3 separate regions of the Homo sapiens genome follow, and all the other regions are linked to region 1. A link is a contact called in ENCODE Hi-C data. All regions are on one chromosome and are shown on one strand. The core of a region is the stretch at or near the end of the contact, and the rest is flanking DNA. Distances in the headings are between cores, read along the strand shown. Region 1 holds the start of BIRC3 (baculoviral IAP repeat containing 3). Region 2 holds the start of MED17 (mediator complex subunit 17). Region 3 holds the start of SLC35F2 (solute carrier family 35 member F2).

What was found. Hi-C counts contacts between places; a loop is a spot of excess contacts on that map. Pooled maps may share reads with other maps.
Region 2: a pooled map shows a loop between it and region 1 (5-fold over the local background). The contact joins the promoter of MED17 here to the promoter of BIRC3 in region 1. A Hi-C loop is called at or near these places in 2 of 50 pooled maps.
Region 3: a loop to region 1 is called in a pooled map, with 8 times the contacts of the local background. The contact joins the promoter of SLC35F2 here to the promoter of BIRC3 in region 1. A Hi-C loop is called at or near these places in 2 of 37 single-sample maps with no recorded cell type and 4 of 50 pooled maps.

What each region holds. Positions count from the first base shown.
Region 1 is chr11:102,315,817-102,319,634 of GRCh38, forward strand. It overlaps BIRC3 (baculoviral IAP repeat containing 3), which reads left to right and starts at 1,668. Exons shown (of 9, transcript NM_001165.5): 1 at 1,668-1,755. LOC124902739 (a long non-coding RNA gene) reads right to left here and starts at 1,427. Exons shown (of 2, transcript XR_007062864.1): 1 at 1,270-1,427; 2 at 79-756. RefSeq lists enhancers at 1,115-2,314, 1,219-1,288, 1,299-1,658, 2,460-2,659, 2,920-2,969.
Region 2 is chr11:93,782,357-93,786,174 of GRCh38, forward strand. It overlaps MED17 (mediator complex subunit 17), which reads left to right and starts at 1,926. Exons shown (of 12, transcript NM_004268.5): 1 at 1,926-2,407. The coding sequence starts at 2,158. RefSeq lists enhancers at 1,747-2,041, 1,983-2,202 and silencers at 2,333-2,462, 2,464-2,658.
Region 3 is chr11:107,857,124-107,860,941 of GRCh38, forward strand. It overlaps SLC35F2 (solute carrier family 35 member F2), which reads right to left and starts at 1,664. Exons shown (of 8, transcript NM_017515.5): 1 at 1,535-1,664. The coding sequence starts at 1,644. LOC124902746 (a long non-coding RNA gene) reads left to right here and starts at 2,107. Exons shown (of 2, transcript XR_007062876.1): 1 at 2,107-2,531; 2 at 2,623-3,818. RefSeq lists an enhancer at 1,190-1,259 and a silencer at 1,480-1,789.

The sequences.
Region 1 (3,818 bases), core at 418-2,917:
AGCCACCATGCCTGGTCAAAGAGGAATTTTTTTTTTTTTTAACACTTAGATCCTTATGATCCCAGAGAAAAAAATAGATTTCAAGTTCTAATATGTATTTGTTTCAGAGATATGTGACAGAGAGATGATAAAAGATGTTCAGTACAAACATGTATTAACATTCTGTAGGGGAATTGGAATGTTCAATGACAAAAGGCAATGATAAAATATTTTCAGTTATTAAAGATGACCTGATAATTGCTTCATGGATGATCATGTATGTCAAATTACTATGGTATTAGGATCCATCAAATACATTTAAAAGAGTGCTCTATCAATTTTTTCTGAAAATATCTATGTTTACATTTTGTAGATTCTTGACATGTACAAGAGCTTTATGTTTTAATGTTAAGTTAAAAATGGGCAAGGGAATGCAGAGCTTTTCAAAATTCTTCTGGTGAGTACATAATCAAAAATGTGTAAGGCCTGCAAATTATTTTCAATAATCTCAGGAGTGAGTTGAAAATGGCTTAGAAAGTCTTGATTGAAGCAGACTCAAATGTGGATTAAAATCTCCATATGATAAATACACTTAGTCTTTCTGAAATAATTCCAACTGGAACTTCAGCTGCTATGGACAGCCAAGTCCACCTAAACAAGAGGATGCCTCAGCTCAGTCCAATTGCGTGCAGAATGCACTGGATGCTGTTTCCACAGAACGATGAAGTCTCCAATAATCTTTATGGGCTCTGTCTCTGGTTGGTAATTGTCTTTGATCTACTGGAAGATAGAAAATCAGATGAGCTCTCCAAATCCATCTGTTACCCTGGTACGGATGGCTCTCAGATAAAGTTGCTTAAATTTACTGCTTAGAGAACGTTGAGGGAAATATGGCAGTGCAATTAGACTCAAAGATGTCAGGTTTCCCTGAGAATGGCACTGCAACTCAGAAACCTGCCCTGTGAGATCAAAGGCTATAAAGGAGGGATTTTTTTAAGTAGCCAACTCCACCCTACTTATTAAAAAAAAAAAAAAAACAACTCACCAAACCAAACAAAAGTATTTCCATACAGAAAATTTACCAAGCCATTTCAATCTTTAAAATGGTAAAATAAACTGCAAAGGAGAACTGCATGATTTTTTTCACATACCCCTACATTTCCTTTCACCTCTTACTTTCTTGATCAGAACAAAAAGTAAAAATAAATAGAAATATTTCACAAAGTTTCGATTTTTTTTTTTTTAAATGCTGGACTTCTGCAGCTATAGTAGAAGATTGAAAAACCTAACCTTTTTACGTGTAAAGTGTATGGCGGATGGAGGGTGGAGAACAGGGCATATTGACCTTTTCCAGGCAGGCTAAGCAATGATCGTCCTCTCTATATGGGTTGTTATCAAGATTTCCTCTGACCCACGAGCAATGAAGCAAATGTCTTTCAGTAAATGCCGCGAAGATATGCCACGGTTAAGAGTCATGCTTTTGGGTCATGGAAATCCCCGAGTGGGTTTGCCAGGCCACTGATTAAGAGGAAGTGTGTGTGGTTATTACCGCTGGAGTTCCCCTAAGTCCTAAAAGGAAAGCACCAGTGCACATGCAAACCACTGGGAGGAGTGCGGAACGCCTGGTACAGATAGGGGTGGGGATTTGGGTGACGCATTTAAAAGACAGCGTGAGACTCGCGCCCTCCGGCACGGAAAAGGCCAGGCGACAGGTGTCGCTTGAAAAGACTGGGCTTGTCCTTGCTGGTGCATGCGTCGTCGGCCTCTGGGCAGCAGGTGGGCAAGGAAGGCTGGTGTGTGTGTGTGTGTGTGTGCGTGTGTGTGTGTGTATGTGTGCGCGCGCGCGCGCCTCCCCTGGTGTAAGAGATGTGCCAGCGGCTGGCCGAGGGGCGCTTAGGGCTAGAGCCCGGGGCGCTGCAGAGGTTGAGAGTCAGTGGGTGGGGCGCAGTTATCAAACACCAGGGCCCAAAAGCAGGCTCTAGATAGGTTCCAGGTGCTCAATTTCTATTTCACGTTTGGAGTGAGCCAGTGGAATTGTGAAGTTGTGGCATTTTGATTCGGTTGCCAAGAGTTATCACTGGGCCTTTGCAGGTGCCAAATAAATTTCAGGACAGAGCCTAAGGCAGAGCTCTGGCACAGGAAGGAAGTAAAACGTTTAATGAGCAAATGGACGCATGTTTCCAAGCGGTGGTAGGAAGACAGCAGTTTTTGGTTGTCTTCCTGGTGATCAGCATGGAAACCTAGTAGTGCTCTTACTCTGATCAATACATTGTCGAAGGCATGTACCTGATGCTAACGTAACAATAATATTAAATATTGACTTTATTTGCTATTATTTATTGCTAACATTAAGTACTGCTACCTGCTATGTGCTAGGTTTGTCTCTGAAGACTTTACATGTATTTTTCACGTTTAATTATCATAATCTTAAGAAGCAGGTACCATAATTATCTCCATTTGACAATGAGGAAACTGAGGCTCTTGGAGATTTACTTGTGCAAGGTCATGCTTCTGGTTACCGGACTGCTTGGTATTGGGCACCCCCGATGTCTGACTCCAAAGCCTGATACTAATCAATCACTGAGCTGACTCTGTGGTCATTAATATAAAATTGATAGAAGTACTGTGGTCACTCAGGTCTCAGTCATTTACTTCTTCAACGGGAAGTCTTCGTGTCTACCCCATATACCAAGCTCTGCAGATGCTATGAGTGGGAGGGCAGGTACAGAGATGAAACATATTAATAGTTGCCATTCTAAAAGAGCTTACTGTCTAGCGGGAGGCAGAAAGAAAAGGCACACTTGCCCTCCAGTGTCAGAAAAATGGATGTGCTGCATGCCCAAAGGGTAGGGATGCCCAACAGCCCTGGGACTGGGGAGGTTGCCTTCTTGGTAGGTTAAATGAATGAGTCAGAAGAGGAGAGGCTGGGGACTGAGCCAATCTGAGAAGGAACCACTAGAAATGAAAGAAGAATCCCAAGAGCTTGGTATCAGAGAAGCCCAGGGAATGGGACATTTCTAAGAGGAAGTGTGTCCCAGTGTCAGATGCAAACATTTCCATTGGTTTTAGCAAAAAAGCCATTGGTGTTATTAACACCGAAAGCAGTTTTAAGTGATGCTGACTTAATGAGTAAATGGGAGAGGGAAAATGGAGACATTAACCATACACACATGTCCAGTTTGCTTGGCTGTGAAGAGAAGGGGTGATACAGGGTAGTTGCTAGAGTGGAAAGTGTGGTTGAAAGAGGATTTTTTTTTTTTTTTTTTGAGACAGAGTCTCACTCTGTCACCCAGGCTGGAGTGCAGTGGTGCAGTCTCGGCTTACTGCAACCTCCACCTCCCGGGTTCAAGCGATTCTCCTGCCTCAGCCTCCTGAGCAGCTGGGACTACAGGTGCATGCCACCACACCCGGCTAATTTTTTGTATTTTTTTTAGTAGAGACGGGGTTTCACCGTGTTAGCCAGGATGGTCTCAGTCTCCTGACCTCGTGATCCACTCGCCTCAGCCTCCTGAAGTGCTGGGATTACAGGCATGAGCCACCACACCCGGCCGAAAGAGAATTTTAAAAATTTCTTTCATTTGAAAGTTGAGATAGATTTAAGCATGGTTATGTGAAAGGAAAAAGGCCAGTCGAGAGTGACAGGAATGAGAGTTGAAGCAATGAGGGGATGGGATTAAGAACAAGATTTCTGAGGCAGTAGGACAGTGTAGGATCCCATAAGGGGGCAAGTCTTTAACTGAGACAGCAAGTAGGTTGTGAGCCAAAACGGCTTGGATATGAGAACGTGAGAAGGTTCCTGCTCAATGATGTCTCTTTTCTTTGAGAAACAGAAGGCAAAG
Region 2 (3,818 bases), core at 676-3,175, 8.5 Mb before region 1:
ATTTAATGTATTTATTGATTAGCTCCAAATGGAACATTTTGGCTATGTGGCACTAACCTATGACCATGGTTACTTCCAGGATAGTTAGGATGATGTTTTTCAGGTTATGCTTAATCATATATTTGAGTAGTTTGTACTTTGCCAAAACCTGCAAATTTTCCTTATTTATGATCTCATTGGGTTCATCCTGTGTTTCATTGGTATGATCACTTAGCTTCCATCTTCATACCACAACTGAGTGTTGAAGATGTTATTTGGCATATAGAGGTCCTAACCAATTATACCCAAAAGATAGCTACATAAGTATTCCATTATTAAACAATAGTTATTCTTATGGAAAAGGCCATTATTACAAAACCGTATGGCTTTTGACATACTCACCGAAGCCCAGGGAGGAACTTGCATTATCATAAAAACTGTGTGTTATGTCTGTATCCCAGATGAATCAGATAATATCACTACGTTAATGGATAATATGAAAACCTTAACAACTAACCTTTCAGATCCAACACATCTTTAAACAACTGGCTAAGCAGCTAGTTTTGATCTTGAAGACTTGGTGGCAAAAGCTTTGCTTATTCTAGGAATCATAATCATTTGTTGTTGTCTTGTTTTTGTCTGCACTATTAGACTGCCACTGCGCCTGGCTATTAATCAGATTTTAAAATAAAGTTAAAAAAAATTTTTAAACAAATTTACACGAAAAGCAAGTACAGTGGTTCTCGAACATGATTGGGCGACAGACTGTACAGCTTGCCAGAAATAGGTTTCTCTCATGAAAATTCAACCCCCTCCACACACGGCCATCTACTTTCTTCTTCAGCAGGGACTGACACCAGGGCAACCGTATTTTCCTAAATACCTTAGGAAAGTAGTTCAAAACCTAGATATATCTTGGTCAGAACAAAACCTGGCAAACACTCATGATAAACGGTATATATAATTCCTTAAACGAAATATAGAGGTTTGTAATATAAAATAATCCATCTTTGTCTGTGGAATTCCTACTAATGAAATACGTTCTTGGAGACCCAAAGACTGAAGTTATACCACTTCTTCTTAATCTTTTAAATATTATTTGCAGGCCAGGCATGGTGACACGCTCCTATAGTCCCAGCTCCTCAGGAGGCTAAGGCAGGAGCATCGTTGGAGCCCAGGAGCTCCAGGCTGTAGCGTGCTGACAGCACTTGTGAATAACCTCTGCACTCAGCCTGGGCAACATAGTGGGACCCCATCACTAATAAAAAAGCGAGATCAACATTATTTATTCTGTTACTCGGGCATAAAATAAATATTAAGCACTTACTACATGCCAGAGTCTATTATGTCTGCTGCAGATATTGGCTGTCATAGAGTTATAACTAACAGGAAACCAAATAATTACGTAGTATAATTTTAAGTGGTGATAAGCACGATTGTTTCCCCCAAGCCATGCCCTTAATTTCTAACTCTTCAGATAGTGTTTCTTTAAAAAATTTCTTGCTAATTTAAAATAACTTTTGTTTTGAGGCAGGATCCCACTCTGTTGCTTAGGCTGGAATGCAGCGGTGAGATCTCGGCTCACTGCAGCCTCCATCTCCAGGGCTCAAGCCATTCTCCCGCCTCAGCCACCCGCGTAGCTGGACCACAGGCGCGCGCCACCAGATCTCAGTTCTCTCAACAGGACTCTCATTGCTAAGATCCAAGGATCCATTAATTTCCTTTTCCTTAACTCTTCTAGCCTCTGCAGCTTTCTTTCCTCATCCACTTTTTAAACAAACGCAGGCTTAAAAAGCAAGGAATATACCCGCCACACTCTCGGCTCCCAAACCGCTCTTTCCCTCCCTCTGCCGGCCACGCCTCTTATAGGCCCGGAAGTTTACCCCACCCTGCACCGTGATTCACCGGAAGCGCTCTAGGGAACCCTGGAGCTTCCGCGCCTGCCCAGTTTTGCTCCGAAAGACTTACCGAGGAGGGAGCTTGCGGTGCGTTCTGGGAAAGTTGCTGGGCCAGCTCCTTTGTTTCCAGTCTGAGCGTTGCGTTCGGTTTCCCGAGGGTCTTCTGAGGCACCGCGGCTGCGGGCTTCTGAGTTCCCGGCTCTCCGCAGGGAAGCCTCCTCTTCGTACCTCGTTTTTTGGCTCGTGGGGGGTCCTCCCACCGCTGGCCGACGCAGCCAGCATGTCCGGGGTGCGCGCAGTGCGGATCAGCATCGAATCGGCCTGCGAGAAGCAGGTCCATGAGGTGGGCCTGGATGGCACCGAGACGTACCTGCCCCCGCTGTCCATGTCGCAGAATCTGGCGCGTCTGGCCCAGCGGATAGACTTCAGCCAGGGTTCGGGCTCCGAGGAGGAGGAGGCGGCGGGGACCGAGGGCGACGCGCAGGAGTGGCCGGGCGCCGGGTCCAGCGCAGACCAGGACGACGAGGAAGGTAAGGCCTGCATCCGCTGCCCGAGTCCCCCGGTCTGGGTCCCAGCACCCGCGCGGGCCTCCGCCTCTCCCGCGATGGGGGTGATCTTGTGCGTGCGAGAACTTTTGAGTGTCCCTCTAGCGGAAGCGTAAGGATACTTGGTCGTCATCTTTTTGTTGCTGCCGGACAAGGTAGGACACGACTTTACGTAATACTCCTGCGGGTCTCCTTGAATGGCAGCGTTTAGAGACACTGTCAAACCGTGAAATGTTTAAATGAATGCTTCTCTGTAGAGGGCCTTTAATGTAGCACACTTAGTGGCTAAAAGAGCCCTAGATCGGGGCTCTGCCCCTTGCCGGCTGTGTGACCTTGGGCGAGTTACTTTGCATCCTTGTGCGGTGTGAATGATGATAGTAGCACCTGCAGAAAAGAGGTCTGTTTTGACTGAAATGTGTGACGAGGTCCAAGAGGTAGGCGGGTCCAGATCATGTAGAACCCAGTAGGCCGGGATAAGCGTTTGACTAGTGTTAAGACCACTGAAAGCTTTTGCAGGATAAGTAGAGATGGTTTTGTTAAAGTTTACTCTAGATGCTTTCTAATAAATGAATTATAGGGAAAGCAAAACTGGAAGGGAGGAGACTAGGAGGGAAGTGAAGAAATAATGAGTGGGTTTCAGATTCTCATTATTGTCAAGGATTTTTGAAAAAAAAATCAAAATTCTTAATTTAGTTATGCAGCACACCCAGTGTAAATGGGAATTTAAAGATGTCATTTCAGGGCAGTGCTGTTAGGATTATTAGGGGTCTATTTGCAAAAAAAGGTAAATACTACTTTATACCTCACACAAAAATTATTTCCACAGTAATTTTTGAGGATTGAAGTGCCAAATGAAGAAAGTAAAACAAAGTGTTAGAAGAAATAATGAAAGAATAGTTGTATTATTCTGGGAGTCGGATAGATCTTCTTAATTTCGGAAATAACAGGACAGGCATGGTGGCTCACACCTGTAGTTCCAACATTTTTGGAGGCCAAGGTGGAAGGATCACTTGAGCCCAGACTTCAAGACCAGCCTGAGCAACATAGGGAGCTCCTGCCTCTACAAATTAAAAAAATTAGCTGGGCGTGGTGGTGCACGTCTGTGGTCCCAGCTACTGGGGAGGCTGAGGGAGGAGGATGGATTCAGCCAGTGAGATCAAGGCTGCAGTGAGCTATGATTGTGCCACCGCACTCCAGCCTGGGTAACAGAACAAGACTCTAACATCCACACACACAACCACACACCTACCTACCTTACAAAGTATAGATATATTACTTACATAAAATTTAAAAATAATGGGAAAAGATGCCATAAGCAAAGTAAAAAGATAAATGACAGACTGGGAGAAGTTCTACACATATAACACAAATTTAGTTGATATCTTCTCTATTCAAA
Region 3 (3,818 bases), core at 414-2,913, 5.5 Mb after region 1:
GAAGGGAGGAAGGAAGGGAGGGAGGGAGACTGGAGCACAGAGAAGTTAAGTGACTTGTCCAAGACGGACGGACACGGACGGAAGGAAGGAACAAAGAAGGAGGGAGGGAGGGAGGGAGGGAACTGGAGTACAGATAACTGACTTGTGGAAGGAAGGACGGAAGGAAGGAGAGAGGGAACGAAGGAAGGAGAGAGGGAAGGAAGGAAGGAAGGAGAGAGAGGGAAGGAAGGAAGGAGAGAGGGAGAGAGGGAGGGAAGGGAGGGAACTGGAGCACAGAGAACTGACTTGTCCAAGGTCACCCAGCCAGGATTTGAGTCCAGAATGTGAGTGCCCTTAGCCATTACACTGAATTGCCTCCCAGCTGAGAACTTTTAACAAATGTATCAGGACATACACAACTGGATGCTACAAGGTGGTTTTCGGCCAACTTTCCCCTTTAAACACATGCATCAATTTCAAACTATTTATATGATAAAAAATGCTTACACCTTTATCGATCTCGTTTTTAAAATGGTATGGCTTTTCAGGACTATCTTTCACAATCGTTAAAGGGAAATTCGCTTTGTTAATATGAAAAAAAAATCAAATATCTGTTTCATGAGTTGTCAGTGGCCAACGCTGTTTAGACTACGGCTTGAACGCATCACCCCTTAAAGATCATCTTGTGGCCTTGGGCAAATTGCTTAGCCTTCTTTGTTTCTCCAGCGGCAAAGTGGATATAACAATAGTACCATCTCCTAAAGTGGTGAGGATTAGCTGATATTATCCATATAAATTGTTATGCACAGTACCTGACACAGAGCGAGTGCCCAATAAATGTCTTTCACTATTTAGGTCCTGGGTTCTCTCATTTCCAGAGTGCAAGTCCTCCAGCAACCACAGAAACGCTTTCTAGAGTCGCTGCCCACTCCTTAAAAACATTTGTCCCTACTTCGCACAGAGCATAGTGATACCACAAACAGGCTTCCCTGGACCCCAGCCCTGGGGGTGGCTATATCACCTCGCTCAGGCCCAGGAAGAGAGAGCCGGCTCTGGTCTCCCACCCGGCAGCAGCACAAAACTTAACCAGGATTTCTCACTTCGGTCAACTCTTGAATCACCGCGCCCAGTCTGGCTGGCTCGGCAGCAGATGGAATGAGGGCGCCGGCGCCAGGAAGTGGCGCTCACCCACCTGCCCAGCCCGAGGTGGGCACTCCTCCTTCACAGCATCCCCGGGGACCTCGTCCCTCCACCGCGGAACGCCCCAGAGGACCGACCTAATAGTGCCACAGGGTGGGTTTCCCCCCAAATCCTCCAAAATACATCGCCACGATTTCGAAACGGGAGCCGAGGGAGACGCACCAAGTGCTTCCCGACGCCAGGTGAAGCGCACCATACCTGGTGTGCGTGTTGAGCCCCGAACCGAAGTCCGTGCGGCCGCCACCTCTGCCTCCCTGCTGGGGGCCTCAGAGAGTGTGCTCCTTGTCCACGTGCGCGCAGGGCCCGCAGCCGCCCCCACGCCCCAGCGGAGCTGCAGCACGCCCCTTCCACTCACCAGGTGAAGAGTTTGCCTTTTATCCTGCGCAGCAGGCTGGAGAACTCGGCCGCCGCTCCCTCCGCGAGGGGCTCTGGGGCGCCGGGGCCCGCTGGCGAGTCTGCCTCCATCGGCGCCCTTGCGCGTCTCCGGCGCCCAAAACCCCCGAAGTGCCGGGTCCCGGAAGACGGGAGGCGGTGCCTGTGCGGCCGGCTGGGGCTCCGCTCTGGCCCTGCGCTCCCTCCCTCGCTCGCTTGCTCGCGTCCCTCTCGCTCCTCCGCTCGGCTCCTTCAGCGACCAATCATTAACTGTCAAGCCCTAAGGGCCAGACAATACATTTGCAGATTACAACCTGGCACCTCCAGGGTGGCAGGAGGAGAAAGGGCAATTTTTTTTTCGTCTTGGCAGCCGAGCCTTATTGTTGAGCGGCACCCAGTGTGCCTTCAGGTTTTTAGGGTTCCTTGTTTGAAATCACAAGATACAGTGACACGAGGTTATTGTAGGTGATTCCTAAGCTAAGAAGCGGTGAGTGAGCAGTGAGTTAGAAGCAGTGAGTGAGCCGGGACTCTCCTAACTGGAAGGACTGGCTGACCCCTCCTCTTCCCTCCCACTCTCCCTCCCTCTGGCTGATTTGTACAAAATCGCTTCATTAAAATAACTGAAGGCTGGCAGGGCGCGTTGGCTCACACCTGTAATCCCAACGCTTTGGGAGGCCGAGACGGGTGGATCACCTGAGGTCAGGAGTTCGAGACCAGACTGGGAAATATGGTGAAACCCCGTCTCTACTAAAAATACAAAAATTAGCCGGGCGTGGTGACGGGTGCCTGTAGTCCCAGCTACTCGAGAGGCTGAGGCAGGAGAATCGCTTGAACCCAGGAGGCGGCGGTTGTGAGCCAAGATCGCGCCTTTGCACTCCAGCCTGGGCAACAGAGGGAGACGTCGTCTTAAAAAAAAAAAAAAAAAAAAAAAAAACCTGAAGGCGCTTCAGGTCTGTGTCGCTTTTCCCTGCAAAACATGGGTAAGATCCTAAAAAGATCTTGGAAACGTGCCTTTGTGGCGTGGATGGAGGCGTGGCTCATTCCTCGCGGTGTGTTGGTTTTGTCTTTCAGTATTCAGTTGTCTCCGCCGTGCCAGGGAGAGAGACGGTGCCAACCCCCGGCGCTCGGCTTGGATGCCCTGCCCTGGCCACGCCTTCCGAGGCTTCCACGGGCTAAAGAGGGATTAAGAGACACTAAGCTGGGGTCGAAAAGTTCCTGTCACTGACCCCCTGCTTCCGGAAAGGAGGAGATCCAGAAAACAAAAGAAAAGGTGTTGGGACCTTTTATTTTTTCCTGGCCACCTGCTTTGGGGGTTGGGGTGGGTCAAAATAAACGTAGGTTCAAATAGACAGGCTGTGCAGACGAGCTGGCAATTCTGTAAGAGGAGTCTAAGAAAAAAAACAGCTTTCGAAAATGAAATATTACTTCAGGAACCCCAAGTTTAGCAGCTGCAGGAACCTCAAAAAAACCTTTGAAACTAAGAACGTGGTCATCCGTAGAGACTAATTAAGTATTATAATACAAGCATATTATGAAACAAGAGGACATTAGAAGCACATTTAAGATGTCACTTTTGTAAAGTAAACAACTCATTTAACCCTGCATATTGACAACGTTGAATTCTACCTGAGCCCTGTGCTCCTGGAAAGTAATGACAATTAAGAAACCTTCCTAGGCCGGGCGCGGTGGCTGACGCCTGTAATCCCAGTGCTTTGGGAGACCGAAGCGGGCGGATTACTCCTGAGGTCAGGAGTTCGAGACCAGCCTGACCAACATGGCGAAATCCCGTCTCTACTAAAACTACAAAAATTAGCCCGGCGTTTTGGTGTGTGCCTGTAATCCCAGCTACTTGGGAGGCTAAGGCAGGAGAACCACTTGAACCCGGGAGGCAGAGGTTGCAGTGAGCCAAAATCGTGCCACTGCACTTCAGCCTGGGCAACAGAGTAAGACTGTCTCAAAAAAAAAAGAAAGAAAGAGAGAAAGAGAGAAAGAAAGAAAGAGAAAAGAAAAGAAGCCTCCCACCTTTTTTTTTTTAATCAAAGATTTTGGTTGAATTTCTCTTCCTCCCTCATACCTCTGAACTTTCACCCACCCTGACCCTGAGCCGCAGGTAACCCCTCCTTAATAGCCCCTCCTGAGAAGTTGGCCTCAGGGTGAAACATTCTCTAATCTATTATCCAGTGGAGAGCCACCTTTTCATTCCACTTCCCACCAGTAGGGAATAGGCCCCCTCCTACTGCAGGAACCCTTCCCCACAGTCCCCACCC